2 separate regions of the Mus musculus genome follow, and region 1 is linked to region 2. Evidence: chromatin loops called from intact Hi-C (ENCODE). Cell type or tissue: heart. All regions are shown on one strand. Links, peaks and the distances in the headings refer to the core of each region. The heading gives the core; the rest is flanking DNA. Region 1 holds the start of Bhmg1 (basic helix-loop-helix and HMG-box containing 1). Region 2 holds the start of Foxa3 (forkhead box A3).

The links. Peaks named below come from ENCODE experiments on the same cell type or tissue, not always from the same donor. Only the 100,000 strongest peaks of a DNase experiment are listed, where the experiment ranks them.
Region 1: a loop joins it to region 2, with 5 times the contacts of the local background. A loop is called at or near these places in 4 of 42 quality-filtered maps.

What each region holds. Positions count from the first base shown.
Region 1 is chr7:19,110,384-19,126,023 of GRCm38, reverse strand. It overlaps Bhmg1 (basic helix-loop-helix and HMG-box containing 1), which reads left to right and starts at 7,680. Exons shown (of 13, transcript NM_001370811.1): 1 at 7,680-7,846; 2 at 11,543-11,613; 3 at 14,252-14,342. The coding sequence starts at 11,543. Fbxo46 (F-box protein 46) reads right to left here and starts at 6,165. Exons shown (of 2, transcript NM_175530.3): 1 at 6,088-6,165. In heart, for the core only: CTCF peaks have their summits at 7,338 (motif pointing right) and 11,132 (motif pointing right); DNase peaks (open chromatin) are centred at 6,213, 6,723, 7,343 and 7,963; H3K4me3 peaks cover 2,309 bases; H3K27ac peaks cover 1,990 bases.
Region 2 is chr7:19,017,935-19,033,574 of GRCm38, reverse strand. Foxa3 (forkhead box A3) reads left to right here and starts at 10,036. Exons shown (of 2, transcript NM_008260.2): 1 at 10,036-10,226. The coding sequence starts at 10,158. It overlaps Sympk (symplekin), which reads right to left and starts at 9,198. Exons shown (of 27, transcript NM_026605.2): 1 at 9,069-9,198; 2 at 4,588-4,711; 3 at 4,395-4,460; 4 at 2,979-3,032; 5 at 2,823-2,896. The coding sequence starts at 4,692. In heart, for the core only: a CTCF peak has its summit at 9,914 (motif pointing right); DNase peaks (open chromatin) are centred at 9,234, 10,084 and 12,344; H3K4me3 peaks cover 3,244 bases; H3K27ac peaks cover 1,975 bases; H3K27me3 peaks cover 3,568 bases.

The sequences.
Region 1 (15,640 bases), core at 3,615-11,614, 94 kb before region 2:
ATACATACAACACTCAAAACATAGGTAACGTCAATCTGCATAAAAAGTGCTAGCCAGGCAAGCATGAGGACCAGGGCTTCATCAGACCACCATGTAAAAAGCAGAGTAAGGTGGCATACAGAAATAGGAAGATCCCTGGAGCTTGCAGACACACATACACACACACACACACACACACACACACACAGACAGACACATACGCACACTATATGATCAAGCCTCAGCTAAGCAGACTGAAATCCAATTTCAGTTTTTTGGGTTTTTTAAAATAAAAGTTAAAAGAGCACGGTACTTGGAGTCTGTGATCCCAGAACTTGGGAAGTGGAAGCAGGAGAGTCAAGGTCATTGTTGGCTACACTGTGAGTTCAACACCAGTCTGTGCTATATGTAAGACTCCTCCTCTTAGAAGAGGAAAGAAAAACAACACTTCCCTGTGGTGGCACAGACTTATACTTCCAGCAGCATATAGTTGGGACAAAATGACCAAAAGTTTGGGGCCAGCCTACACTACATAGTGAAGCAAACATTTGGTGGCTCCTACCTTTTAATTTCAACACTCAGTGGGTAGAGGTAGGCAGATCTCTGTGAGTCCTGGGCTAGCCTGGCATACTTAATACATTGCGTCTCGAGCATTGAAGCTACACAGTTAGAATGTGCAACACACAAAACAGACACAACGGAGACACAAAGGAGAGTGAGTGCAGAATAATCTGGAAATCTGATTCCTCTTTCTTTCTCCCTAAGACAAACAAATGGAGGGGACGGGGGGGTGGGGGGGATGAGGGGGGTGGGGGGGATGGGGGCCGTGTCAGCTCACCCAGCTGTGACACACAGGGACAAGTGAGAGATGTTCCGCTTTACCTTAAACCAATAGGTGTTTAGGTAATTTAAGATAGAGTGAAGAGACAATGTTAAAAGTTCTCAGGGGGTGGGGTGGGAGGACAGGGGCCACATCCCTGTGTTGCCACAACAATGCGGCACAGGCAGGGCAACGTGGGCACGAAGGGAGCCTGAAAACTGAACGCAAAGCTGCTTGTGCCAGAGAACAGTAATCTGGCATCTTGCAAACAGGGAGCCCCAGAGGGCAGAGGCCAGTCTGCCTGCAGTCCAGGCCCTGGCACCTAGCAGAGGCTCTGGTCACTTAGGAAGTGAATCCCAGCCAGTAAGGTGACTTGTGGCGCTTGCTGCCAAGCCTAACCAACCCGAATCCACAGGGTGGAAGGAGAAACTGGCTCCTGCTGACCTCCACAGGCACCCCATACAACATGCTATTCAATAGATAGATGAAGGGTTTTTAAGTGAAACCCCATTTTTCAGATGCCAACCTTTCTTGCCCCTTCCCTCCCCGCCCCCATTCTCTCTCTCTTTCTAGAAAACATGAAGCCCAGGCTAGCCTTGAACTCCAGCTCTTCCTATTTCCACCTCCATTGTGCTGTGATGACAGGCTTGTGTCACCACAAACAGCTTTAGTGTTATTTTCTTGAAAGAATGAAAACCCCAGAAGGCTGTCATCCTTACTGAGAGCATTTTAAATACATGGCCTTATTATCAAGTCCTTAGGAGGACATCATGGGCTAAGTATGGCCCATCTTAAAAATGGTAGAGCATGCCTTCAACCCCCACACTTGGAAGGCAGGTGGATCTTTGTGAGTTCAAGGCCAGCCTGGTCCACATAGAGTTCCAGATTAGACAGGGCTACATAGAGAAACCCTGTTCTGAAAAAGAAACAAAGAAGAAAGACTCCAAGCAAGTGACCTAAAAGACCCATACTGGGTTGCTGAAACGGCTGAGTAGTTAAGAATGCTACTCTCCTTCCTGAGGTTGCAGGATCGGGCCCAGCACACACACACCAGGCTGTCCTCAGCCTCCAGCTCCTGATCTAACTGCCTTCTCCAGGGAAGCATGTGTTCAAACAATCTACACCATACACACAATTACATGTCAGGAGCCATGATGGGACAAGCTAATAACTAGCAGGTGATCATCCTGAGATGGCCTGCTTCGGATTATTATATAATCTGTGATAGGCTCGCCCTTATTAAGCAAGGCTGTAAGGGAATTCATTTTAGGAAAGACTCCTGCTATTAATATGCTTTTCCTGTTATTATTAAACATAACAAGCACTAAGTAGTAACACACCCCTTTGGAGCAGATCTCTGCAGATCCACAAAGATGTACTGTCTTGTAGTGATGCTATATAGACAAATAGACGATTTAAGTCTTAATGATGTGAGAATTCTTAAAGTTTTGGGTTTTTGTTGTTGTTGTTGTTGTTTTTCGAGACAGGGTTTCTCTGTATAGCCCTGGCTGTCCTGGAACTCACTCTGTAGACCAGACTGGCCTTGAACTCAGAAATCTGCCTGCCTCTGCCTCCCGAGTGCTGGGATTAAAGGCATGCACCACCACGCCCGTCGAGAATTCTTAAAGTTAAATCTATGATTATTAAGCTCTTTTGTAGTGGGACTGCTATTAGGTCCTTTTCTGATAGTCAAAACTGCAAGGAGAACTCTGTCAGTCTTCCAGATGTCACCAGTTAATTGTTCTTAGATGGTAACCAGACTTTCTCCTACTCTGAGCACATTCCAAAAGGTTGTAAAACAATTAACCAAAGGTCATAAATAGGAAACTAACAATTTATTACAGGTGTTAGGACAGAAGATAAAATATTGACTGGGTTTATCTATACAAAACTTCACGAATAACTTAGTTATGGTTTTAAACCTTCAGTGAACCTGTGGAACTGAGACAGGTGATAGATGTTTAGCCAGATAACTACTACTAATGTATATGCAATGTAAACTTTCTCTGTTGTAAACTTCTATTTCAGGGCTGACGAGATGGCTCAGCAGGTAAGAGCACCCACTGCTCTTCCGAAAATCCTGAGTTCAAATCCCAGCAACCACCTGGTGGCTCACAACCATCCATAACGAGATCTGAGGCCCTCTTCTGGTGTGTCTGAAGACAGCTACAGTGTACTTATAAAATCTTTGGGCCAGAGAGAGCGGGGCCGACCAGAGTGAGCAAAGGTCCTAAAAATTCAATTCTCAACAACCACATAAAGGCTCACAACCATCTTGTACAGCTACAGTGTACTCATATACATAAAATAAATAAATAAATCTTTAAATAAAATTTTAAAAAATCCAACTTCTATTTCAATTCATGATTTGATTTTTTGTGTGAACTTGTGATGAACTTTGTAACATGTGAGCATGTATTCTGAAAGATGTATAAGTACTGAGGACAAAGTGATGAGAAGGAGAGAGAGAAGAATTTTTTGCCTTTCCCCATTTTGAGTAGAAATTTTTTCCCATTCCCCACTTAGAGAATTTTTCCCCTTCCCCGCTTAGGATCTTTCTGCCTTTCCCCTTAGTTAGCTTTCATAGGTAACTTTTTTGTTTTTGTTTTTGTTTGTTTTGTTTTTTGTTTTTTCGAGACAGGGTTTCTCTGTGTAGCCCTGGCTAGTCCTGGAACTCACTTTGTAGACCAGGCTGGTCTCGAACTCAGAAATTTGCCTGCCTCTGCCTCCCGAGTGCTGGGATTAAAGGCGTGGGCCACCAAGCCCAGCTCATAGGAAACTTTTTACAACTTAGTAACAAATGCTATAATCATTTTTCAAAGCGTCCCTTTTTCTTCCTTTAACTCCCGACTTTGAGCTGAGCAGCTCCTGTTGAGATAGTACAAAGGCTATTCACTTAACCCTTTGCTGTTTGAGGAAGATGTGCTAAGTGCATCACAGAAGGCAGGGCAGCCTCAGTTAGCAGAGTATCTTAGACTTAGATAAGTGAACTTCTGGTTATACAGAGACCCTAAACATCACCAATACCAAGTCTTACCCCGGAATCCTACACAGTCTTACCCTCTGCTGACCCTCTCCCTCCTCCACTGCCTCAAGAAGAACCCACAAGAAGAACCCCATGCCAATTATATACTAAGACCAAATTGTTTCAAAGTGAATTACAAAGTTGCTAAACTTCCCAGAGAAGACGTCCCCTGCCTGCCCTGACCAAAATGTTAGAGGGTACACTTATACACACATACCACAACAACATCAAGAAAACCAAAAGTCAAAATAACCAAACAAAACCCCAACTCACTTGCCAGCGGCAGTATTTCTAACTCACTGGAAGACTTGGGCAATGGGCCAGACTGGGACAAGTGAATTATTAATATTTGGCTGGAGACAGATTAAGTTTCTGAGCACCTTCCTAGGAGTTTTGCTTAGACTTAGGAACTCAGGAATGGGGAGGACAGGAAAGATAGAACTAGAAAACTCAGGAGAAAGGGGGAGGCAACTTGAGAGCAAGGGACAGCACGTCCCGTGCCCCCTCACTGGGTCCTCTCCTACCTCCTTTATCTGGTTTTGCCCATTCACTTCAGAAACAAAAACATGACCCAGTGATGTAGTTTAGCTGGTAGATCGCTTGCCTAGCATGCACAACACCCCGAGTTTGATCCCCAGTACAGCATAAACCAGGCATGGTAGTGCACATCTATAATCCCTGAAATCAGGATATGGAGACAGGAGGATCAGAAGTTCAAGGCCACCCTCAGCTACACAGTTTTTAGTTGAGTCCCTGTCTCAAAACAACAACAAATAATATCTGGGCACCAGTAGTGATAAACCTCAGCACTCTGGCTCCTGAGGCGGGAAGTTCAAGAGTTAAGAGGCCAGCCTGAGCTACACAGCAAGTCCCAAGACAACACATGTGTACTATATGCACTTAGTCTAAGCACTTTCCAAACATTATCTCCCTAAACTCTCTAGCCTACCAAGGTTATGGATCTCATTTAATAGCTGGACAGATTTCCAAGCTCAGGTCACAGAAAAGACTTAAATCCTATCTGACAGTTGTTCTGGCCGGGTGTCTCCACCAAAGCAGATTCTGACCCAAATTGCAATTGTACATTTACCATTTAATGTTGGCTGACATGGAGAAGATTGCTTAAACTCTCCGTGCCTCTACTTGCTTCCTGTGAAATGAAGATCTACACTTAAGGCACCGCCTGAATCCAGTGAGTTAATACACACACAGCTGAAACCGAACCTGGGCATTTCTTAGAAAAAGATGCTAGCAATAAAGGGGTAGGGCTGGGGACGGGGGTGTCCCCTGCATAAACTGTGGTGTACATAGGCTATTGTCAGGTTTTGAGAAAATGTCTGGGGGGCTGGACTGAAGAATAGGAAATCTTTTAACAACTTGAATCCAGTCAACATTCCTGGGACGGGAGCTTTCCACCAACAGCTTTGACGCTGGGACTTAACTTTCCTAACAAAAATATCAATTTTTATGGAACCTCCCTTTAGCTATCTTCAGAATGGCCTGCTTGTTCTCACCATACATATAAGGTCACAAGAGGGTTACAGAGAGACCTGTGCAGGTCACAAAAGAGAATAAGGAACCTGAAAGCTGGACTGCCCACACAAACCACTATATCTAGATACGACCGGGGCTAGAAGGGTGCTAAAGGTTGTCTCTATGGACCCCATCTGGTCATATCAACCCAGAGTTCTGTGGCTGTCCAGTTTATTGGTAGTTTTTGGTTAGATTAAGACACGATATTGACAGCCACGCTCCTAACTCACGCACCCTACAACGCCTCCTGGTCCTAGAAGCTAACCTGGACCATCGATGACTTCTACCTCCCATCTCTTCAACTGGCCTTGCCGCCCCACCTCGCAATCCCGCAACCCAACCCAATGCATCCGTGGTTAGCCTCTCCCTTCACTCATTTATCCCGGACTCCTATGCCTTTCCATATAACCAGGCTAACTAACCTCCCTCGAAATTACCCACTCAGGGTCTCTGATCTATTCAGCCAGGACTCCAACTCCGCGCCTCACTCCTCCAGCTCCCAATCCCCTTGATAGCTGATTCCAAAGCTCGACTCTCTCCACCTCCAAGACCCCTCCCTAGCCCCCATTCTTCTACTTCCTCGGGCTCCCGTTCCTCTCAATCCCCACCCACAGTGATCTCCCCACACCCAGCCCTTTCTTTAGCCTCAGTTTGCTTCCTCTCGAACCCAAGTCCTGAACACCCCGCTCATACTCTCAAGCACCCGCAGGACCCAGCTTGGGGCTCTCACCATCTCCCCGCGCTGCAGCTCTCCCGACTACGCGGGTTTCCCCCACTCGCTCCTCTCCAGCCTCCCCTTCCGGGTTCTGGCCCCGAAGCCCACTGGGAATTAGAGTACGGGCGGCCATGGACTACAGCTCCCAAGATGCAATACGGTAACTTGGAGGTGGAGTAGGAAACAAACTAGGCGGGCTGAGAGACAGAAACTCTAATTACCAGGAGGCTAAGGGCACACTAAAATACGCAGGCGCAGAAAATTCTCCCGCGAGGGTATCTGGGAAATAGAGTCCAGCCGCCTCCATTTTGGCCCGAGGCCCTTGAAAAGAGAATCGAGGCTACTTCAAAGGGACGTTAGCGAGGGATGAAGAGTTTAGGAAGAACAACTTTATTGATTTATCATGTTAGTTGACAAATAATTAATAATATATGAGTTTTCCCAAACTTTCTCTCCCATTTCTCACCTTCATCTCACTCCCCACACTTGCCTACCACCACCTCCTAATTGGCAAATAAAGAAAACAAGATATCGAAGTGAGGAAAAGCCCAGGCACTATGTTCACATCACAGGTAGAACAGAGCCTCCAGAAGGGCAGGAATCTTGGCAGCATTTCCAAAATGTACGGTTTGAATCTGCCGTGGTGGCACACACTTTTAATCGCACCATTTTGGACGCCGAGGTTAGTGTACCTCTGTGAGTTTGAGACTAGCCTGGTCAAGGGTATGAGACGCTGTGTCAAAAAATAAAGATGAAGCTGGAAAGACTACTCAGAGGTTAGGAAGACATCGCTCTTGCAGAGAATTTGCATTTGCCCCTGAAGATGCCCCTAGAAGCCCCTGTCTAAAACTCCAGCTCTAGGGGCATCTGATGCCTCTGGCATCTGGGGACACCTGCGTGCAGTATTCCTCCCCCCCACCCCCCCAACATGTATACCTAGTTAAAACTAAAATGCTTTTTAAAAATAAATTGTGTAGTTTGTAACCTGAGTTACAAGGTAGTGCATTCCTTGCGTTCCAGACAGACCTGAGACAAAACGGTTACAAGTAGTAGGCAAGCCTGGGCTATATAGCAAGACTGGATCCACACTCAGACACTAAAGGTTACTTTGTTTGCAGCTACAGGAACTGGCATTTCCATGGGGTCTACAAAGCCTCGTTTCAGGGAAAGGTGGCGAAGTTAGCCGCCTGAACAAGGTACTTGACACACAGTGGTCTTTAAGCAGATGCGCCCTAAAGCGAAAGGGTCGGATGGGGACACAGGAGGGCCAGCAGGGGGAGTACAGACACCTCGCGCTTGCGGACACCTGGCAAATCCTGCTGGGGTCTGAGGTAAATAGGTCAGGGGGCGGGGCAAAACAGAGGGCGTGGCCTGAGGAAAGGGCGGGTAATGGAGCAAGAGCTGATTGGCTGATGCTGCGAGCGCGGGAGCGGGAGCACGTGTCGGAGCTGTGGCCCGTGCCCTGCCCCGGGTGCGCGTGCGCACTCGCCGCACTGCCCTTTTCCAACGCTCCTCTGCTCGTGCCTGGCACCGCGTGGCGGGAACGTGGAGGGGGCGTGGCCTCGCCTCAGGCGCTCTGGTGCCTTCGCGCCACAGCCTCGCGCCCTGCCATTCTTCGCTCGGTCTGCGCGTCGGGAGGCACGCGGTCTGCATCCCTGGGACCCCGCGAGCCGCGGGAGCCGCGCGAGCCGCTGCCGGAGCCTTCAGACTGTCGAAGCGTGAGCCCAGTGCCAAAGCAGAAGTCGAGGCTTAACGCCATATTGCAAATCTTGAGGTGAGTGCTGGTGACCAACGGGTGTGGGGCGGCAGACGCCCTGGCTCTAGCTGGCTTGAGGTAGCGGGGAGATGGTGAGGAGTCGTCAGAGTCACACCCTGCGGCCGTGACCCCCTAGGGAGCTCTAGGTCGGATGGAGAGGGACCCCAGAGCTCGAGACCGGTTTGAGGGTAGACTTTGTGTTTGAGGGAATCCAGGCTGGGTTTCTGGAAAGTTATTAGTGGCGTTTGAGACATGGGGTCTCCTGTTCGAGGCTCGGCTTTTGGAAGCTGAAGACGGGAGATCTGGAAATCTTAGTTTGGGGTTCCAGGGGTTACGTTCGGAGGGTCAGAGGTCTAATTTGACAGGGTTGGGGCTTTTCAGTATCAGTGGAGACCATCAAAGCAGGAAAATAGGCTCTGGAGTGGGCACGGCTTGGGTCTTTGAGAATTAATTTTAAAGCCTGGAGTCGTCGTGCTACTCATTGCGTATAGGTGTCAATTTAGGGTTCCAGGTCTCAGTGGGATGCATGCGTGAGGTCTAAGTTTTCTAAGAAGGAAATCACAATGTGAGGATCTGAAGGGACAGTTTTAGAGTTTAGAGATATTTATTGTAGGACATGAAACACATTTTTAAAAATTATTTTTTCGAGGCTGGAGAGATGGCTCAGTGGTTAAGAGCATTCACTGCTCTAATGAAGGTCCTGAGTTCAAATCCCAGCAACCACATGGTGGCTCACAACCATTTGTAGTGAGATCTGGTGTCCTCTTCTGGGGTGCCTGAAGACAGCTACAGTGTACTTACATATAATAAATAAATAAATCTTTTTAAAATTTTTTTTTCACTTTACATCCCAATATCAGCCCTCCTCTCCTCTCAGTCCCTCCTACCCCTCTGGTAGGTCCTCCCCCAGTGCCCCTCTCCTTCTCTTCTGAGAAGGGGAAGCACCCCTTGGGTATTCCCACTACATTTGGGGTGGTGAGGGTTTTTCTTTTTTCTTTTTTTTTTATACCCTGGATATCCTTCCTCTAGGATTTGGGGTTTTCAGTGTTAAGGCTTGTGGTCTGAGCTGGCTGTGGTAATTCACACATATAACCTTTTATGATTTGGAGTCCAGCCTGACTACATAAACCTGAGCTGGTATAAGGTGAGACTGTGTGGGGGTTGGGGGGCAGTTAGTGGTTTGTGATCTTGATATTAGGAGTGTAATCCTATTTGAGGTTCAATAGTCAACATTTTGCACATCCATGACTTTTGGTTTGTTTTTGTTTTTGTTTTTTGAGACAAAGTTTCTCTGTATAGCCCTGGCTGTCCTGGAACTCACTTTGTAGACCAGGCTGGCCTCGAACTCAGAAATCTGCCTGCCTCTGCCTCTCGAGTGCTGGGATTAAAGGCATATGCCACCATGCCCAGCTTTTTTGTTTGGTTGTTTTGTTTTGTTTTGTTTCATCCAGGACTTTTTATTTATCTGTTAGTTTGTTTAGTGGTGGCATAGGATTTTGTTTGCTTTTGTCTGATTTTTTTTTTTTTTTTTAAATGAGACAGGGTTTTACTCTATAGCCCTGGCTGGCCAGGAACTCACAGAAATCTGGCTGCCTCTGCTTCCAGAGTCCTGAGATTAAAGGGATAGGCCACCAGTCCGGGTTAGATTTTTTTTCTTTTTTTTTTCTTTTTAGTTTTTCAAGTCATGGTTTCTCTGTGTAGCCCTGGCTGTCCTCAAACTCAGAAATCAGCCTGCCTCTGCCTCCCAAGTGCTGGGATTAAAGGCATGTGCCACCACTGCCCGGCTGCCACGGACCGGGCCTAATTGGGCCCCCTCAATCCGTGGGAATCAGGGGCAGCTAGATTTTTTTTCTAAGATTTACTTATTTCTTATATGTAAGTACACTGTAGTGTGTGTCTTCAGACACACCAGAGGAGGGCATCAGATCTCATTACAGATGGTTGTGAGCCACCATGTGGATGCTAGGATTTGAACTCAGGACCTCTGGAAGAGCAGTCAGTGTTCTTAACCGTTGAGCCAATCTCTCCAGCCCTAGATTTTTTTTTTAAACAAATCTGAAATTCCAGTTTCCCATTTTTCTTTTTATTGTGATCTATTTTTTAACCCCTTGATTGTGTGAGGGAGTGAGATAAGGCTCTGCCTCACGTTGTTTACTACGTTAGATAGGGCGGCCAGTTCTGTCAGAGGGAACCGATTTTTTTTTTTTATTATTTTATGTGTGAGTGTTTTGCCTGCATGTATGTATGTGTACTACATGCATGGAATTTCTGGGGTAAATCAGAAGAGGGCATCAATTCTCTGCAACTTGAGTTAGAGACAATTGTGAACCACCATGTGGAATTAAATCCAAGTCCCCTGGAAAAGCAGTCAGTGCTCTTAACCTAGAGCCATTTATTCAGCTCTTACTTTAGGCTTTTTAAAGAAATATTTATTTATTTTATGTGGATTGGCATTTTGTCTGCATGTATGTTTGTGAAGGTGCCAGATCTTGTGGAATTGGAGCTACAAACTGTTGTGAGTGGCCATATGGGTGCTGGGAATTGAACCTGGGACCTCTGGAAGAGCAGCCACTGCTCTTAATCTCTGAGCCATTGCTTTTTTGTTTGTTTTGGAGGGTTTTTTTGGGAGGGGGCGTTCAAGATAGGATTTCTCTATGTAGCCTTGGCTGTCCTAGTACTCACTCTGGAGATCAGGCTGGCCTTAAACTCAGAGCTCTGTCTGCCTCTGCCTCCAGAGTGCTGGGAGGCATCAGCTTCTGTGCCCAGTTCTCACTTGGGATTTTTTAAAATATTTATTTATTTATTTATTTATTTATTTATTTAATATAAGTGCACAGTAGTTGTCTTCAGACACACCACAAGAGGGCATCAGATCCCATCACAAATGGTTGCGAGCCACCATGTGGTTGCTGGGAATTGAACTCAGGACCTCTGGAAGAACAGTCAGTGTTTGTAACTGCTGAGCCATCTCTCTCCAGCCCTCACTTGGAATTTTTAAAGTCACTTTTCATCTATTAATATCATCATCTACTGCGTGTGGTGACACATTCCTTTAATTCCAGCACTAGCGAGGCAGTGCCGGGTGAATTCTCTGAGTTCAAGTGCAGTCCGATCTACATAGTGAGTTCTAGGACAGCCAGAGCTATACAGAGAGACCCTGTCTCAAACACCCCCATACTCCTTTCTAGAGGTCTTAAGCCACACTTTTCAAGCTAGACAGTCTGTTTTTCAGCCTTTGGCATCTTTTAAGATTTATTTATTTATTATATGTAAGTACACTGTAGCTGTCTTTAGACATTCCAGAAGAGGGCGCTAGATCTCATTATAGATGATTGTGAGCCACTATGTGGTTGCTGGGATTTGAACTCAGGACCTTTGGGAAGAGCAGTCAGTGCTCTTAACCACTGAGCCATCTCTCCAGCCCACTAGCATCCCCTTATTGATATCTGAATTCTGAGATCAATGTCTGGAAATTTGCTGATTTTTTTTTTTTGATTCAATTATTAGGAGCTTAAATTTACCATTTGGGATTTATGATTTTCTATTTAGAGTTTAGGGTTTTAATTTAGGTTCCTGAACCCATATTTATGTCCTATTTTAGGAACTCTAGGTGCTTTTTAAAATGTACCATGGGGGTAGGGAAGGTCGTACATTACTTGGCTGATTCACTTTGGAGTCCCAAAGGTCACTAATAATTTTTTTCCCTCTTTGCAGATGTTGGGTTCAGACAAATTCTCATGTTTCTCTGATCAGCACAGAGCTAGATCTCCAAGTCCTACTGACAGGTAATTGTTCTCTACCTTCAGTGCAGCTCTACCCACTCTGAACAATAGTAGCAACAAGGTGTTACTAAACACTGTTTCTAGACTGTTTGTTTAGTCCTTCCATTGTATCTAATAGCTATTACAACCACCAGACAAGGAAGTAGGTGCGTATAGTCCTTCATTTCCAGAGACGGTTCTGAGGTGATTTCAAGCTCTAATGTGCTTTGGTTTTTGTTTGTTGTTTGGTTTGTTTGAGTGCTGGGTATGAACCTGGGCTTTCTGATGTCAAATGCTAAGGAACTTCTTTATACCTACACTACATCTCCCATATGACATTCTTTTCTTTATTTTATGTATGTCCATGTTTTGTTTGACTGTATATCTGTGCATGCACCATGTTCATGCGGTGCCTCCTGGAATTGGAGTTGTAAAGAATTGTGAACCACCTTTAGGTGCTGGGATTGCAACCTGGATCCCCTGTAAGAGCAGCAATCTAAGGTTCTTAAATGCTCTTTCTTCCTTTCTTTCATTCACAATATGTATTCATTCATCCATTGAACACCAAATGTTAGGAATCTTTTGTGCATGACATGCATGACAGGCAACCCTCTACCACTGATCTATATCCTCAGCTGTAGGAATCTGAAAGGGGAATTCATACAGAGGGATTGGATTCCCTCTCCATCTATCCAGTTTGGACATATTTAAAATATTTGAAGTCATCTTGCCTTGTACTATTTTCCCCTTAATAGATGTCAATACACCCCTCCTTATCCATTATTAACATTACAATTAAGCACCTTCTTTGCTGTGGTCCTCTATGCAGGTACTGTGCTCACTCAGAAGGAAGGTCATGAAGGAAATGAAAATGCATGTGTCCTGAAGCCTATTGCTTCTTAGAACCTTTGTGGTCAACAGTTCAGTCTCTTGTTTTCCCCTTTCTAGATAAGGAATCTTTCTAATAATAGACTCTTGGTTTTGATGGGTAGAAACCTCGCTAAAACTAGCTTATGCATAATAAGGCACTTGCTGGATCATTTAAACAAGAATTCAGGGATATCAGGGCATGGCTTGTACTGTGAGCCTGTAGGACCTTGCTTCACCCATGTTCTCTTCCAGTCTTGTCTCCTTTGCTTGCTTAGCTCCCATGCTTGGGTTTTACTTTCCTTGAGTTCTCTTTGCTCCTTTATGACACAGGGCCTTTCCACATGTTCCCTCTGTCTGGAGCTTTACCTGTTCCTTCTCACCCTCTCTTATCCTCTAGACTAGATTCTGGCCAGATTTAGTTCCTGAGGAAAGACTTCATTGGTTAGGCTGTAGTTCCAGGTAACAAGCCACTCATTTTGTAGGTCAAAGCCTGCTATTACAGCATCTGTAACCAAGCAACACTTCTCCTTACCTTCATTAGAACCAGCCTGATGGCTTTTTGACTTGTACAGTCATTCATACCAGGCCTAGGTTTAAAATGTCAAAGATGGAGTGGTTAGTAGCTAGATCAGTACAGTTCTTGGTGTGCAAGGTTGAGAACCTGAGATTGGATGCCAAGTGGAGTTAAACCTGGAACAGAGGGTTGTTTTGGTGTGGACAGGGTAGGCCATTTTGGGGGGAGCAGGGTACAAGAGCTAGCAACTGAAGACCCTGAGGACAGCATGAGGAGAATTGGTGGTAATGCAGATCTAGGGCACTACAAGCACCACGGGAGCAGTGGGGTGGTGTGTAATGTGGGAGAGGACATCATCTTTATGGTTCCACCTGGTGGGGGAAGGGTGGAGCTGTGTATGTTCTAATGTGGGTATCTCATGAATTATGCATTTGGTTGTCACAAGTCAACTGCTTTCATGCCTGTATTGAGAGGTCTTTAGCAAGCACACACTGACTTTCCAGAGTGGCATAGCCCATTGGACACAGTGAGAGAATACAGGAGCATTGAGCTCGCCTACCCTGTGTAGTGATACTCAGTGAGTATGAAAGAGTCAGAAAAGGAATGGTACTGTGAGCCACACAGAGCCTTTAAACTTGACCCTCCCAGGATTACAGTGTACCCGTGTAATCCCAGCACTTGGAAGACTAAAGCAGGAGGATTGCTGAATTTGAGTCCCTCTTGGTCTACATAGCAAGATCCTATTTAAAAAAAGAAACAGAGAAAAAGAAAAAGAAAGAAAGAAAGAAAGAAAGTCGCTTCATCTCAATGGCATTTCCTTCAAGGTGTGAAACAAGGGGGCAGCAAGGTCAGATTTATGTTTCAGGAAAGCTGCTGCCTCGGAAAACATGGAAGAAGGAGGCCAGATAGGAGGCTGAGAGCCTTGTAAGGGTGTGAAGACAGCCATGCAGGGATTATGGGTTTAACAAAAGCTGGAGGGAGGTGGAAGATGGGCAAGATTTGGGGACTCATTGATCCACAGAATATAATATAGGAGAATGATAAGTTCTCATGATGCCTGAGGCCCTGTCTTGCCTGTCCCAGAATGGAGGCAGAGGACAGTCTTGACATGAGACTGAAGGTTTGGGGGCAGGTGGTGTACCTTAAAAACTAGATGTGGTGGCTCATGCCTGTAATCTTAGCACTTGAGAGGCTGAAGCAGTATGATCACTTTGTCTCCAAAGAAACTAAGTTTAATTCTAGGTGTCATAACCAAAATTGGCTCTTATCCCCAAACAGGAAGGATAAGAAAAACCACACGAACAAGCTTCGAGAGCTGGCTTTGCTGATCCCTGTGACCATGAAGACCAGAGACAAGAAGTACACCAAGGTGTGGGGACTGAAGGAGAGGAGTTGGGTGGGAGGCAGGGTGCTAGAGCAATGAGTGGGGGCCTCTCCTGGGAAATCCACACAGACCCTCTCAGAGATGAACTTGGAAATAGGAGTAACCATGATGCTCTGAACAGGAATTTCTGGGAGTCCATGATCCCATAGGGGATTCTTTTTTTAGAAGCCAAGTTCCTCACTTAGGGTCAGCAAGTGCTTTACCACTAAACTATACCCCTAGTCCTGTGGGATTCTTTCAGAATAAGAGGTGGGGTGGGTAGAACAGGAGCTTGAGACAGTTCAGTCAGAACTTGTTACGAAAGCATGGGTACCTGAGTCCCCATCTGTCTTAGACAGGGTTTCTATTCCTGCACAAACATCATGACCAAGAAGCAAATTGGGGAGGAAAGGGTTTATTCGGCTTACACTTCCATACTGCTGTTCATCACCAAGGAAGTCAGGACTGGAACTCAAGCAGGTCAGAAACCAGGAGCTGATGCAGAAGCCATGGAGGGATGTTCCTTACTGGCTTGCTTCCCCTGGCTTGCTCAGCCTGCTCTCTTATAGAACCCAAGACTACCAGCCCAGATGGTCCCACCCACAAGGGAACTTTCCCCCTTGATCACTAGTTGAGAAAATGCCTTACAGTTGGATCTCATGGAGGCATTTCCTCAACTGAAGCTCCTTTCTCTGTGATAACTTCAGCTGTGTCAAGTTGACACAAAACTAACCAGTACACCATCCCAGAACCCACAGAAAGCCATGTAACATGAGGTAGGTACCTCAGTACATGCTTGTACTGGTTAGCCAGTCTAGCCTAAATTTGCCAGTTAAGCTCAGGTCACATTGAGAGACCCTGTTTCAAAACCAAAACACACCAACAGTTTGTTTTGTCTCCAAACCCCTGAGGAATGACACTTAAACTGACCTCTGACCTCTACATGTACGTGCACACCCACATAAGCATGCATGTACACACACAGAAAGAGGCAAAGGGAACTGGTAGTGGAAAAAGGAGAGGCAGAGGTCACACATCAACACTGGAGCCCTCACAGCTGCAGCCTGAGACTCTACTTCTTTTTCAGCCCCGGGGGTTTCTCAGTTGTTAAAAACAGCAAAGATAACTCTTGCTCCTAAATGATACTTCAAGACAGAAATGATGTCCTGGCATGTAGTTTAGCAACAGAGCTCTTGCCTGGCCTGTGCAAGCTCTAGAGGAAAGATAAAAAGGTGCAGAGGGAAGACAAAAGTGTGGCCTAGTGGTACATGTGCTTCGTTCTAGCATCCAGGAGGCTGAGGCAG
Region 2 (15,640 bases), core at 5,207-13,206:
GGGCTAGGGTGCCAGCCTGGAGGCTTCCACAGTAGGGACCCTTCTGTAGGACTGAGAACTGACAGGGTCACTTTAGTTGCCAGAAAGAATGTAAGGCCTCCAATGATGTCTGGTTGAGGAAGAAAGGCCAGCCCAGAACTCAGCACATTAATGGGATTTTTTCACAACATAAAATTCTAATCCTATTCTAAACATCAGTTGCACCATTTATAAAATATGAAACATTATGCTGGGTGGTGGTGACACATACACACGCCTTTAATCCCAGCACTCAGGAGGCAGAGGCAGGCAGATCTCTGAGTTGAAGGCTAGCCTGGTCTACCGAACAAGTTCCAGGACAGCCAAACCTGTTGGAAAAACAAAACCACTAAACAAAAAAAGATCCAAAACAGGAGCTGAAGAGATGGCACAGTGGTCAGGAGCACTGGCTGCAGGCCTAGGCTACATGAGACACTCTCAAACAGACAAACTTGACTGTGAGATGCCAGAAGGCAGGGCAGTAGACTTTGCTCCACACTGTGTCTTCGTATTCTGGCATGTATTTGCTACACACACTATTGTTGTGTGAACCCAGAAAATTTAGCACAGCTGGGTATGGGGACACAGGTTACAATCCCAGCCGGGGGTGTGAGGTGTGTGTGTGTACTGCTCCAAGTTCAAGGTCATAGTGGGAACCTGTCTCTGTCCATTTTCCCAGTAAAGCAGCAACTGTGACTATGTGCACACTGGGGTTAGACATACAGGATAAAATACCCTAGGTTAACCAAGTCAACTCAGGAAAATCCACTTGATCCTCCAAGCCTACTTTCTCTATTAAACACATCAAGAAATGCCTCAAAGCTTTGTGCTGCCCCCTAGGAGGAACAACAATATGAACTAATCAATATCTCCAGAGCTTCCTGGGACTAAACTACCAACCAAAGAAAACACATGGTGGGACTCATGGCTCTACCTGCATATGTAGCAGAGGATGGTCTAGTTGGTCTTCAATGGGAGGAAAGGCCCTTGGTCCTGTGAAGGCTCTTATGCCCCAGTATAGGGGAATGCCAGGGCCAGGAAGCAGGAGTGTGAGTAGGTTGGTGAGTAGGGGGAAGGGGATAGGGGATTTTCGGAGGGGAAACTAGGAAAGGGGATAACATTTGAAATGTAAATAAAGAAAATATCTAATAAAAACAACTAAAAAACATGCCTTGCCGGGCGTGGTGGCACACGCCTTTAGTCCCAGCACTCAGGAGGCAGAGGCAGGCAAATTTCTGAGTTCGAGGCCAGCCTGGTCTACAGAGTGAGTTCCAGGACAGCCAGGGCTACACAGAGAAACCCTGTCTCAAAAAACAAAACAAAAAACAAACAAACAAATGCCTTGTGCTGAAGGCTGAACAACAGAGCAATCAGGATTCAAGCTCCTGGCTGGCTAGAAGGATAACAAAGAGCAGTTTTATCTCCTCCCCTCACAGAGCCAAAAATGAGGAGAAAGTGAGCTGTCTGCCACGTCTCAGCCAGGGTGACTGACTGGCACATCTGAGGCTGCTGAGGTCACAGGCAAGGACAGCGAGGCTGGATTAGACGCCTTTGCTTGTACAACATCACTGTTAGAACCAACCTTGTTTAAGGCAGACAGCAGGACAAGGAGCCAGCAAGACACAGAGGCCCTGCTGTGAGGCTGACATTCTCTTGTGGAGAATTACCCAGGGAGTTTCAAGGAATGCACAACAGCACAAAGGGCAGGGCCAAAGTCAATGCTTAGGAAGAGTCACCTCAGCTACCCTGCACAAGTGACGGAATGGCCAAGTGGGGTCACAGGTCAAGCAGAAGCAGACTCGCTATGAAGGCCTCTGGTGTTTTGTGAGGAGCAGAACAGATAAAGGGCCAGAGGGAGGGGTCAGGCTCAGAAAGATCCCATGGTCTCTCAGCAGCAGATCATCTAGCTATGTGACAAACAGGTGAGGGCTGTGACTCCCCCCAGGAAGATAGATGCTTAAGAACTAGGTCATGGGGCTGGAGAGATGGCTCAGCCGGTAAGGGCACTGACTGCTCTTCTGAAGGTCCTGAGTTCAAATCCCAGCAACCACATGGTGGCTCACAACCACCCATAATGAGACCTGACACCCTCTTCTGGTGTGTTTGAGGACAGCTACAGTGAACTTATGTATAATATTCCAGGAATTGTGGGCAAAACTCTTGTTCCAGAAACAAGGAGGCAGAGACAAGAGGACCAAAAATTCAGAGTGGGCTCCAGGATAGTCTGAGCCACATCAGACTTTGTCTAAAAGCAAAACAAAAATTAGACTGATGTCATTTTAAAATAGTAAGAGGGCATGAGGAGTGAAGTGGGCTAGAGAGATGACTTAGCAGTTAAAAAAATGCATACTGGGCTGGTGAGATGGCTCAGTGGGTAAGAGCACCCGACTGCTCTTCCAAAGGTCTGGAGTTCAAATCCCAGCAACCACATGGTGGCTCACAACCATCTGTAACAAGATCTGACGCCCTCTTCTGGGGTGTCTGAAGACAGCTACAGTATACTTACATATAATAAATAAATAAATCTTTAAAAAAAAAATGCATACTGCTCTGGAAGACACTCTGAGTTCAATTCCCAGTACCCATGTCATGTCAGCCCGGTGGAGAGAAGCCTTGGAGTCAGCGGCTGAGAAACGTGAGCTGCTGTCTGTATTCTGAAGGAAGACTGGTCCCTTCTAACAAACAAATCACCTATGAAGTATTGGCTGAGGCGCATTCAGGGCTGCAATTCCATTGGGTGTATGCTGGGGAAATCTGGAGGACACAAGCCATGACAACTAGGCACCCCTAATGATGCCCCATACCATGCCTCCTCAATGAAGCCAATGACAAACTTGCGCACTTCAATGGATTTGTCTGCTTGGAAAGCGATGATCTCCTGTAATGTCAGAGGAAGATGGGTCAGGGCACACGGGAGAGTACCACCTTCCCTTCACCTTATCCCCAGGCTGGTCACTCACATCCAGGAAGTTGTCAAGCAGGGTGGGGTCCTTGTTGATGATCAGCTCTTGGACCTGAGTTGAAGAAAGGAGGAGCAGACATAAACCCAGGCCCCAAAGGCAGGCGTGGTGGTTCTCATAATTCCAGTACAAGGCAGGCTGAGGCAGGACTGTCATGTTCTCAAGGCCGTCTAGACTATGGACTTTATCTAAAACACTAAAAATAAGGGCTAGCAAGATGGCTCAGAGGGTAAAAGACACTTGCCACTCCCACTTGAAGAACTGAATAGCATCTCTGGGAGCCACTTGGTGTAAAGTTGTCCTCTGAGCTCAATGTGCCTGTCCAGATATACAGGAAATAGTGAAAACAAGAATAAGGCCCACAGCTGGCTCGGGGTAAAACACTACCTCCACATGCATGAGGACAGAGCTCAGCTCTCAGAGCACTACCGCAGCCGCAGCTCTTTGGAGGCAAAGACAGACTCCCAGGAACCCGGCTAGCTAGACTAATGGATCAGCAAGCGCTGGATTCTACTGAGAGACCAGAGAGTGACGGAAAAACACATCAGCTTTGGGCCTCTACAAGACTGCATAAACATCTCATACCAAGCAACCAAGCACCTATACCATGTGAACAAGAATACACACCAGACAGCGAAAATAATTGGTTAATTTAAATGCAGGAGTGGGGAGACAGCTCAACAGTTAAGAGACTGGATGCTCTTCCAGAGGAGTAGATTTGGTTCCCAGCACCCAGCTACAACCATCTATAACTCCAGTTCCAGGGGAATCCAATGCCCTTGTCTGGCCTTTGTCAGGGTTGTATGCACATGGTGCACTTACACACATGTAGGCAAAACATAAAAAAGAGAGAATAAACAACAAACCTCAAATAGAAATAAATCCAGATGTAGTCTATGCAGGCAGGAATGGGGAGCAGTCAGCACTGGCGGCTCTGACCCTCCTGACCCTGAATCTCAAAGCTACACTGTTGAGACCCTCACAGATGAAGGCTCTCACAAGCCACGGGGAGGCACACTGTGCTCATTGCAAAGAGGAAAGGAAACAATGACAGGCACAGGTCTGCCAGAGGTCAGAGTGGTCTACAGGTCTGAGGTCTGCTGTGCCATGCAGAAACTCCAGGTGGCGCCTTCGCGCTCTACCCAGTCCTGGATCTTGAGAAACACTGAAGGAGCAGGCTGCACAGCACTGCACTGCACTGCACTCTGGGGCACAGGTTGTGTACAGGTGTGCATGTGCAAGGCATGATGTATGGCACAGGTGTATGTGAGCACAGGCATGTATGAATGCAGCACAGGTGTGCAAGTGTATGTGTACAGGCATGTATGAGTCACACGTGCAGGGACTAACGGTCCTCCCTCAGTGGCTCTGCCCTGGCTTTTGTCCTGCCCTCCCTGTCCCTTACCCCCACCTCACCTGTTTGAGCACTGTGATCTTGGAGTCATTGGTGATCAATGCAGCCTGGTTCAGAAGATCTACCACCTGGAAGGACAGAAGAACCAGGTGTCATGGCTGGTCTTGCTGGCCAGGTCAATCCCTGCAGTCCTCCTGTGCTCTGCTGTCTGGCAGGAGTCACACTTCCCCACTCCCAGCCCTGTGCTACACTCACCCTCTCAGAAGTGGTCATGCCATCGATGCTTGGCCCTTCTTCTTGTGTGAAAAACTGTGATGCCACACTCCGGCGGGTGACACTGTCCCCGCTGCTGCTTGCCATGACTGCTGTCAGGTTCTCCCTGGAAAAGAAGCTAGTGAGTTTCCCTGCAAAGCCCTCGTCCCTCCTCTAGGGTGGGTATGGGGTTTATGTCCATGTACAGGAGATACAGTGCTTCATGTCTACTATGGGGTTTTTTCCTTTAATTCAGGGTTGGGTTGGTCTCTGACTAGGTAGCCAAAGGTGGCCATTAACTCCTAGTCCTTCTGTGCCTTCCAAGAGCTGGAATGAAAGGTGTGCACAGCCACACATGGTTGCAGGCCAGCTAGGGCTGCATAGTCAAGACTCCCCCCTCCCCCCCCATCTCAAAAAAAAAGGCCACCTCTATAACCAGGTGTGGTGCTACATGTCTTTCATCTCAACATTTTCAAGATGCAGGTAGGTAGAAACATCAGGAGTTCAAGGCCAGCCTCAGTTATACAGTGAGTTCAAAACTAGACAGTGCTACATAATACTGTCTCAAAAAGGAAGGAAGGAAGGAAGGAAGGAAGGAAGGAAGGAAGGAAGGAAGGAGAGACTCATTACAATACAGCATCCTTAAGCTATTCCTTCTGTGAAAAGGGAGAAAGAGGAACTACACAATTATCACAAAATCATTCTGACAAAATCATGAAATGACTCATAGACAAGGCACCACATCTGGCATTACTTTTACCAGCAAGCAGCATAATCCAACTAAGTGTTCTTAAATAGGGAGACAGGCTACAAAGACTCTCACATGCTACATGCTAAAGGACTCTTTGTGAGCTTTGTACAGCATGTGCAAGGCCCTGAGGGGCCCAGGCCTGACACTGGGATAAACAAACAAGCCTACAGATGGCACAGCTGTAAGACGGAATTGAGACCCAGACAGGTGCACATACCTGTAGTCTTAACATACTTGGGAGGCAGGAGATTGTGAGGTCTAAGCCAGCTGGGCAGCTAAGACCCTGTTTCCAGAGAGGAGAGAAAGGAACATGGAAAACGTCTATAGTGACAATGCAGGGGTTCTGCGAGGAGCATGAGAGAGAGAGAGAGAGAGAGAGAGAGAGAGAGAGAGAGAGAGAGAGAGAGTTAGAGAGAGAAAATGAATGAATCTATTATATGAAGAAAGGCTGAGGCAGGAGGATTACACTGAGCTGGATACAGTGTGAAGAAGAGAAAAAGGCTAAACTAGGTGTTTTAAAAGATAGAACTGAGGCTGGAGAGTCAGCTCAGCTGGTGAAAGCCACTGGCTGCTCCTCCAGAGAACCTGAGTTTGTTGATCCCCAGCACCCACAGGACAGCTCAAAACTCTAACTCTAGTCCTAGGGGATGTGAGACCCTGGCCTCCACATACACTTGGTGCAGAGACATAAATAGAAGCAATAGTCCATATATGCAAAATAAACATAAAACTTAAATTTAAAAAGCCAGCTTAGATTACTCCTAAATATAAATGGGGCAACTGAAAATCTAGAAGACAATATTGCTGGTAACTAAGGTTTTGTTATCTTTTTTGTTTTGTTTTTGCTCTTTTGTTTTTTCGAGACAAGGCTTCTTTGTGTAACCCTGTTCTAGAATTTGTTCTGTAGACAAGGCTAGCCTTGAACAGAGATTCATCTGCCGAGTGCTTGGAATAAAGGCATGTGCTGCCACCTCTGGTGGAGGTAACTCATTTTAAATGGGATTAACCTATAAACTAAATAGCAACACCCCTGCTAGACATCACATGCAAATAAATAAGTTTATTGCCAGGATCTTTTTCTTTAAAGCTATGGAGTGGAAGTAATTTGGTAGGTCTAAGTGGATTATAAACCCTATGTAGACCAGGCTGGCGTCAAACTCAGAGATCTGCCTACCTCTGCCTCCCAGTGCTGACTAAAGGCATGAGCCACTAGCCTGGCTAAGTTTTATCTTTTTAAAGATGTGATGGCTAGCCGGGCGTGGTGGCGCACGCCTTTAGTCCCAGCACTTGGGAGGCAGAGGCAGGCGGATTTCTGAGTTCGAGGCCAGCCTGGTCTACAGAGTGAGTTCCAGGACAGCCAGGGCTATACAGAGAAACCCTGTCTCGAAAAACTAAGAAAAAAAAAAAAAAAAAAAAAAAAAAGATGTGAAGGCTGCCGGTCAGTTCCACATATTGCTTAGAGTCAGGGCCATAGCCACAGCCCTGTCCTCAAGGCCTCCACCTCCCTCTGGCCACCCTGCTGTCAGCTGGCCTCTTCTGCCCCCAGAAGAGGGCCTCCTTAGTGAGGCCTTCCCTACTCCAAATGTACACACACACACACACACACACACACCCCACATCCAATGCATTCCTTTTGTTCCATGCTTCTGACCATTGCCATGCCACATGTCTGTTCATTAAGCCAAGGGGCATGGCCACATGACATACCACACTGCTCCTGGAACCAGAACATAAGGAACTCCACCCTCCTTCTGGATGATACACCAAGAACCAGCAAAACTCCCCTTCCTCTTTAATCTTCTGGGCTTTGTTTTGTCTTGAGTATATATTCCTATTTCTCTTTTTTGTTTTTCTTTTTTTCTTTTTTTAATTAGTAAAATGGATGTTCAGCTGCCTATCGGTATCAGAAATTGACCCCCAGGACTCCCTTCATATCAAAAATCAGGCCGTAAATTAAAACAGCACTGTTTGGCCAGATAGGGTGACATACCCCTTTAATCCCAGCACTCTGGGCAGAGGTAAGACGCTCTCAGTTTGAAACCCATCTGGAGTCGCTGGAAGAAAGAAAGAAAGAAAGAGAGAGAGAGAGAGAGAGAGAGAGAGAGAGAAAGAGAAAAGGGGTGGGGGAGAAAGAAAGCCAGGTGCTGGTACACACCTTTAATACCAGTTACTTGGGAGGCAGAGGCAGACGTAGCTCTACAAATTCAAGACCAGCTTGGTCTGCCAAGTGAGTTCCAGGACAACCAAGGCTACAAAGAGAAACCTGGAGGTAGTGGCGGTGGAGGAGGAGGAGGTGATGGATGAGGCACTGTTGGGCTGGGCACATAGCTCACTTGGTATTCAGGTTTTTACTATGCACAAAGCCCCATGCTCCATTCCCAGTGTGTTCAAGTGCTACACAGACCTTCTAGCATACTGTTATCATCTCTTAGGCTGTGCTAGCTGGGGAACTCAGGGCTTGTATAGTAAGAGCACTTGTGTGCCAAGTAACTTTGTAATCCCCCTGCCCCAGTCTCTTAACTAGGTCTGTGTCATCAAGTCTGGCTTAAATCACCTCCAGATGACCTAATTCAACATACAATGTAAACAACGTTGTTACATTGTATTGTTGAGGGAGGATGTAAAATTTTAAAGTCAGTGTAAACCATTTTCCTGACTATTTCAATCTTAAGATTGGCTGAATCCACGCATGTGAACTTCCAAGACAAGCTGATGGTCAACTTTATAGAAACTATTTTCTATTTCACTTTTTTTTCTCTTAGTAAATACTGAGCTCAGTCTATTTTCCACCTTCCTTTCTTTCCACGGTTGCAAATCATTTTATTACGTAAATATAGTGATTTCTGCTAGACTTCCCACTGAAGGACAGCCGGGATGTTTGCAGTCTGGCTATCAGAAACATTAACACTGTTTTCCCCTCTCTGGTTGTGTGCTCAGCATTGAACCGCCCCTCCCACCAGGAAGTACGATGACTTTCCCGTTATCCTAAAGAGTGGATCTCCAAGTGTTTTTGTTTGTTTGTTTGTTTGTTTGTTTTTTGTATTTTCTGTATTCATTCAACGAGCATCGCCTAAGCAACACCAGTGTATGTTGGGCGCGAGCTGTGCTGGGAGGCAGGCACCAGGACACACTCTGTCCTCTCTTACACAGAGCCCAGGGTCAGGGACCTCCTCACGCAGCACACAAATAAAATCCTAATAACAAGTTCGACCACACGTGACGAGAAGGCAAGGCAAGGGGACCTAGGAGAGCCTTCAGCAGGCGGATTTGAGGAAGGAGGGAGGCAAACGGAGGTTTTGCAGGGGCAGTGACGTGGGGTGCCGAGCCCCCCAACCCCGAAGATGAAAGGGAGTTAGGCCGAAGGATAACAGCACGTTTCCAGGGCGGGGGACACTGGGGAGGAACAGCCTGTGCAAAGGCCCGGAGGTGGGAAGCTTCGCACACGGCCAGTCTGGGGAAGTGAAGGGCCCGGTGCAGCAGTGTGCGGAGCGGGGGACGAGCCAGGGCCAGGCTGGTGGCCCAGGAGGTCTGCGCGGCCACGGTGGAACTTTGGCCCCGGGGGACCGGGAAGCCAAAGAAGGCAAGGATGGGTCCCGAGCAGTGTGGGAAGAAGCGGGGGCCCGCGACCCCGCTGCTCCCGGCCCTCGCCGAGGCCCTCCCCATCGCTCGCGCCCCGGCCTTGTCAGCGCCCCCCCTCCCCCCACCCCAGGACCTCACGCCGCCACCCGCTCACCGCGACTCCGGCCTCTGTCCCCCTCGCGCCCCCTCAGCAGCGCCTCTCCGCAGACGCTGCCGCCGCCGCCATCTTCCGCCCGCCGCCGTGACACGGCGCAGGCGCTGCACTAGTAGGGCCGCCGGGAAATGGAGTCCGGCACCGCGGCCGGTCCCCGCCCCTAAGGCGTGCCGCGTCGGCAGCCGCCCGCCCTCCCCGGGCGTCCACCGGAGCGGCCGCCATTTCCGGCCTTCGAGCGCCATGCCTTCTGGGAAATGTAGTCCGCGCTGCGCAGGCGCCGGACGGAAATGGGAACGAAGGCTTCTGGGAAATGGAGTTCCCAGCGGTCCGGAGTCCCTCTCCCTAGACGGCTGGCTAACGTTGAGTGGAGAGTGCTGTGAGTGGAGTTTCTGGGTCTTAGAGGAGATCTGGTGCCTTAATGGGGTCTGAGCAGAAGCCCTGAGCCTTTCCACCGCCGACCCTGACTCTGTACGGAGCCTGCAACATTCGCAGACGTCAAAAGCCTCAGTCTTCCTGTCTGTCCAATGGGAATGTGGTTTCAGGAATCTCTGCGGGCTACTTAAACGGTGTTGTATAGGGACTTGTGGAGTCCTGAGCTCTGTCAACCTCCTTTCTTTCGTGGAAGACATGCGGGGTTCTAGAGTTTCCCTCCTTTAGCTGGAGATGATGAAACACTTAGAGGCAGAAAGATTCCCCGGCTCCCGCTCTGTTGCTCTAGGGCTTTTGGGATCAGCAGGGTGTGGCTCTCTACCCCACGCCTTGTAGTCCCCGACTCTTCATCCATCGCAAGCTTCCAGGTGCCAGGACCGAGGCTCCCAGTGCCTGAGGTCTCTCTTCTTGAGATCCCGCAGGGGGCGCCCCAATCCGAGGGCGCCGCGCTCGGGGAGGCGGGCGGGGAGCCCGGGGCGGGCCCGGGAGGGGGTGTCCCGGCTATAAAAAGTGGCTGCCTCCCAAGGCGCCTGGGCCAGCGGGACTCCCGGGCTGTGTGCCTCAGGTCGGAACTCGGGGCTAGTGCCTGTAGAGAGACCGAAGCACTCGGTTCCCCCAGGGGGGCCTCAGCCTGGGTGTGTGGGGGCGCAGGCCCCGGGGATGCTGGGCTCAGTGAAGATGGAGGCTCATGACCTGGCCGAGTGGAGCTACTACCCGGAGGCGGGCGAGGTGTGTCCTCGGGGATGGCGGAGCGGGAAATGGGGGGCAGGTGTGGGGCTTAAATGCAAGCAGGCGCTGTGGTGTGGGCCCAGGTGGGAGCAACAGACCTGAGGACACAGATTCTAGGTGTGGGAGTCGGGGGACAAGGTTTGGGAGAACGATTTAGACTGCAGATCCATGCGAAGGCTTGCTTCCAACGGAAGAAAATGTTAGCAATGAAACCTCGAAGTTATACTTGAAAGGTGTCGAGCCCCTGAGTCGAATGAACAAATTGGAGGTGGGAACCGGAGCTCTAGGGTAGAGCGATAGAGCTGGAGGACCTCGAGAAATGAGTTCTGTAGTAGAGAGGAGAAATACAGAGACTAAGAGGCATTGGTAGTCCGCAGTAAGGAAAAGTTTGTGCCGGAATTCAGGGTTGAAGACGGGGGTTGGGGGACTTCGGGCAGTCGGGGGTCAGAATTGAGGTTCCGGGATAAAGATCAGCTGAGGAGCTAAGGTAGGGGCACAAATAGGGTGGTCGGGGGTCCTTCTGAGGAATCTAATGTAACAGGTGGCTTAGGTAGACTAGTCCTCAGATGACGTCAGCCTTGGAAGATCAAAAGACAAGAGGATCCACATCTGTGTGGCAGGAGTCAGCCATCCTTACCCCGACCCTCAGCAGGGGCTCTCCAGAATGTACACCATCTAGGCATTGCTAGACTTACATTAATTCCTTCACCCCAACAAACAGAAAGTCCCTCTTCACGTCTAACTCCCGTTTGTCCGAGTGCTTCTGCACCCTGTAGTCCATATTGTGATGGTGGGGAGAAGGGCCGAGGTTCTGGACCCATGAGCTCCTGACATAGACGGCTTAAGGTGGGGGGGGGGGGCTCTCGAACAAGTCAAGCTTCAGCGGCTGAGGGAGGTGGCTAGGGTCTGTATTTCCAAGTTGTGGAATTGGACTCCTGGATCCCTAGGGGTAGCTGGTCTTGGAGTTGGCGAGGTGCCCGGGAGGGGCCTGTCCTAGGTCTGGTGAGGTGTGAGGTGGGGCAGAGCTGACCGGGAAGGAATTGGGAGTGTGCAGAAGTAGAAAGGGAGGGGGCTGGAGGTGTTGGTGACTTTGTAGGAAGGCAGAAGCCAGGGTGGTATCTCAGGTCATTGGGAGTTTGAGCATTGGATTTAAGAGAGCCAACTACAAGTCTGTCCTTCTGGGGACACATCTGAAGAAGTTAGTTGAGGGTTCTAGAGAAGAAAAACTAAAATTTGGGAGTACTGTGTGAATGCTCCCCAGCCCTCAGTTGAGGAGACAGTGTATGTAGAGGCTGACGGAAATTGACAGACCAGTTGTGGATATGCATGCCTGTAAACCTAGCATTTGGAAAGCTGAGGCAGGAGGATGAGAAGTTCTAAGGTCGACTACATAGCAAGCTTAATCTACAGAATGAGACTTTGGGGGAAGGAGAGTTAGGTGAGGGCCAGCTTACATGTCATTTGGAAGTATCCACAAAACGAACTAATGGAAAGGTTTGGAGCTAAAGTCTGAAGGTGCCCCTGACTTCTTTCCGCAGGGCACCAACAGCACCTGCACAGCACAGGAGAGCCCACCTCCCTCTTGAGAACAGTGTGGGTGGGGTACATTCATCTGGAACTAAGAATGGACAAGGCCACCCGCCCCACAAAAACAAAAAACAAAAAAAAACAAAACAGAAAAACAAAACAACAAAAAAAAAAAAAAAACCCCAACTGCTGGTGGGGGGCAAGTGGATACCTGTGTCTTACTCTGGCTAGCCGGCTCTCAGAAACTGAGCATCCCGGAGTAACTCCCTGGGACCTTAGATACACATCAGCTACCCCAACAACTCCCCTCTGCCCCCACCCCCAATTGCAGAGAAGGGCAGTAAGGCACCTTGCAGTGTGCTGGGGTGGGTTGGTTCTGGAACTGGTAAGTCACCAGGCTTTGCTCACTAGCACACACTTCTCCAGAAATAATAAGGAAACAAATAGAAATTCCAGACTCCCAGGTGAGGAGGCAGGTCTCCTGAGGGCTTCCCCCCACTCTCAGCCGCACCCTGAGGGAGGGGAGATCCGGTTCAGACCCGGACGTCAGGGGTTCATCCCAGCCATGGGGCGTGGGAAAGCCTAGGGTGGATGAGAGCAGCTGGAGTGCTTGAGGTCAGACCTCAAGAAGGACTTCCGGGTGGGTGGGGAGCCAGAAAAGGAAAGCCCTGGTGTCCTAAAGTTGGAGAAGTGGAGTGAGGTGCCAAGGGATTAAGAGGCTGTGTGGATCCCCCTGAGGCCAACACTTTACCCTCGAAGACCGGAGGTGGGGACAGAAACAGCCTACCAGGGTGGGAAGACCACAGCATGGAGGAGAGGAGGAACTGGGCTCCTGGAGCGATGGCAATACAAAGAATTACTGCAGACAAGGGGAGTGGGGAAAGGGAGAAAGAGAATACCAAGGAAGGGAGACTGAGGCAGTGAGTGACAAGCAAGCACTAAGTGAGAGGAGAGAAGACTGGGGAGATAGACGGGGAGGAGGGGAGGGTTAGAGTTAGGGTCCAGACACAGGACTGGACAGCGGGAGAGCGGGGTGGGGTGGGGGTGGGGGTGGTAAACACCTTTAATCCCAGCACAAGGGAGGGGGAGGCAGGGGAATTGCCACACAGTTGAAGGTAGCCAGGGCAGTATAGTAAGATCCTGTGTCAGAAGGAGGGAGGGAGAGGAGGGAAGAAGACCGTGAGAGAACAAACAGAAAACTGCTTACAGAGCCCTGTGTGGTGGCAACACCTGTAAAGTCTGCACTGAGAGGTGGGGGCAGTAGGGGCTGGCCATCCTCGTCTGCTAGAAGGAGCTTCCTGTGGCTGCTACAGAGAGGGGAAGAGAGCGGGCGCTCAGGTGTTAAGAGTAGGGCACTGCTCTTGTAAGGGGACCTGAGTTCAATTCCCAGCATCCTCATTGGGCAGCTCACAACTGCCTGTAACTCCCAATCCAGAGGCTGAAACCCTCTTCTGCCCCCGCCCCCAGCACCCACACTCACTTGCAGATATCCACATACAGATACCTACATATAATGAAAAATGTGAAGAGCAAAAAAAGCTATCTGGGGTGTAGGCTGGATCACGTTGGTAAAACGCTTGCTTGGCGTGCAGGCAGCCCTGGCTTTGTCCCCAGCATGGTAGAAACCAACTGTGCTGGTCCTGCTGGCCCATGCTTGTAATCTCTGCTTTTGGGAGGTAGCGGCAGAAGTTGGAGATTATCCTATGTTAGCTCAAGGCTAGCTTGGGCTGCCTAACGCTCTTGTCAAAGGGAAGGAGAAATGAGCTACCTGGAGCCGGGCGTGGTAGCGCATGCCTTTAATACCAGCACTCAGGAGGCAGAGGCAGGCAGATTTCTGAGTTCGAGGCCAGCCTGGTCTACAAAGTGAGTTCCAGGACAGCCAGGGCTACACAGAGAAACCCTGTCTCGAAAAAACCAAAACCAAAAAAAAAAAAAAAAGAGCTAACTGGAGAGTCTGGTGAAGGTGGTTGTAACCTGCCTGTGACTCTTCGCTGTTCTGGCAGGTTCCTTTGTTTTCTGGACCTCGAGTCCAGCTAATGCTTGCAGTGGCAGAAAACCAGGAATTAGGTGGTTTCCAGTCAGTCACCACCAAGTCTAAGGTCCCCTCCAGTGCCCTGAGACCCCACCTGGGAGGGGGCAGGGAGGAGGGAGGAAAGTGGGTAGACAGAGCAAGTATATCTAGAAAGAGAAGAACCATCTGATATGCTTAGTGTTTTCCATTGTCCTCGGGATAACTGGCTCCCGACTAGATATGCTCAGCTCTACAAGGGTGGAATGTCTGGCTATCTTGACCACAGCTTTCATCTTATGGTCCAGGACACTGGTAGGGCTCAGGTTTTAGAGTATCAAAATTCTTCCTCTTCTCCTGACAACTTCTCTGGGCCATAGCTGACTCAGCTGTAAAATGAGTATCATAACACCTCTCAAGCAAGGGGTAATAGTGGTAGAGCCCCTGCCTAGAATCCCCCAGGGAGGGGCTGGGGGCGTGGCTCAGTGGTAGAGCCCCTGCCTAGAATCCCCCAGTGAGGGGCTGGGGGCGTGGCTCAGTGGTAGAGCCCCTGCCTAGAATCCCCCAGGGAGGGGCTGGGGGCGTGGCTCAGTGGTAGAGCCTCTGCCTAGAATCCCCCAGTGAGGGGCTGGGGGCGTGGCTCAGTGGTAGAGCCCCTGCCTAGAATCCCCCAGGGAGGGGCTGGGGGCGTGGCTCAGTGGTAGAGCCCCTGCTTAGAATCCCCCAGTGAGGGGCTGGGGGCGTGGCTCAGTGGTAGAGCCCCTGCTTAGAATCCCCCAGGGAGGGGCTGGGGGCGTGGTCTAGTGGTCCCTGCCTAGTATGTGTGATTCTGGCATTCAAGCCTCAGCATCAACCGCAAAACAGTATCACAGTAATAACAGCACACACACATAGGCTGGTAAGGATTAGAGACAGAACCTGTGAAATGCTTGGGTCAGTTCCTGGCACAGTGTGGCTGGTGAATAGATGCCTGTTAAGGTTCAGTATGTTGGTCCATATCTGTAATCCAAGTGCTAGGGAGGCCGACGCTTCTACAGAAGGACTACAGGCCAACATGAGCGTCATTGCAAGACCCTGCCTTAAAAAAGGGAGTTAAACAAAACCCTCTAGACCAGCTGAAACTTATACAGTTGCTGACTTATTGTCAGAAAAACTATTTCAATGTATAACCAGATTGTTCCTCAGTGCCTGTGGGTCCTCCTGCCCTGGGGTCTAGGGCAGCAGGATCACAGGTGTGAGCCTCCACGGTGAGCCTGAGGGTGATTCTAGAAGACACAGGAGTGTGTATCATGTCTCATTGAGCTAAGAGGCATGTGTTCCCCTCTGTGAACATGTCTGAAACTGGGGTACATCTGTAAATGTTTTTCAAGGTCTTTAAATTTTGTTCCATTTATTTATGAGGGAAAGTGTGTTTGCATGTGCTTGTATGTGTGTGTATATGTTTCTCTGGATGTGCATGTGCACATTTGTGCATGGGTTTGTGTGCATGTGTGTGTGCTTGAGTATTTGTATGGGGGGCGAGGCGGGGGAGTATCCCAGGCAAACGCAATTGGAGATTGGAAGACAACTTCCAGGAAACGAGATCTGGCGCTCTCTTCTGGCCTCTGTGGCCATCAGGCACTCACATGGTGTATACACATAGATGCAGGCAAAGCAATAATACACATAAAATAAATCTAAAAGGAAGAGCAAGGAAAAAAAGGAAAACCATTGATTTTGTTATGTAAATCAAAATTTTAGCTGACTTGGCTAATTTTGATTGATTTGTCAATTATTTTCAAATCAAATAATTGATTTCTCAATTTCTTCTCAGAACCTCTTTCCCTTTAAAAATTTTTTTTTTAATTTTTTTATTTTTTATTTTTGTTGAGACGGGTTT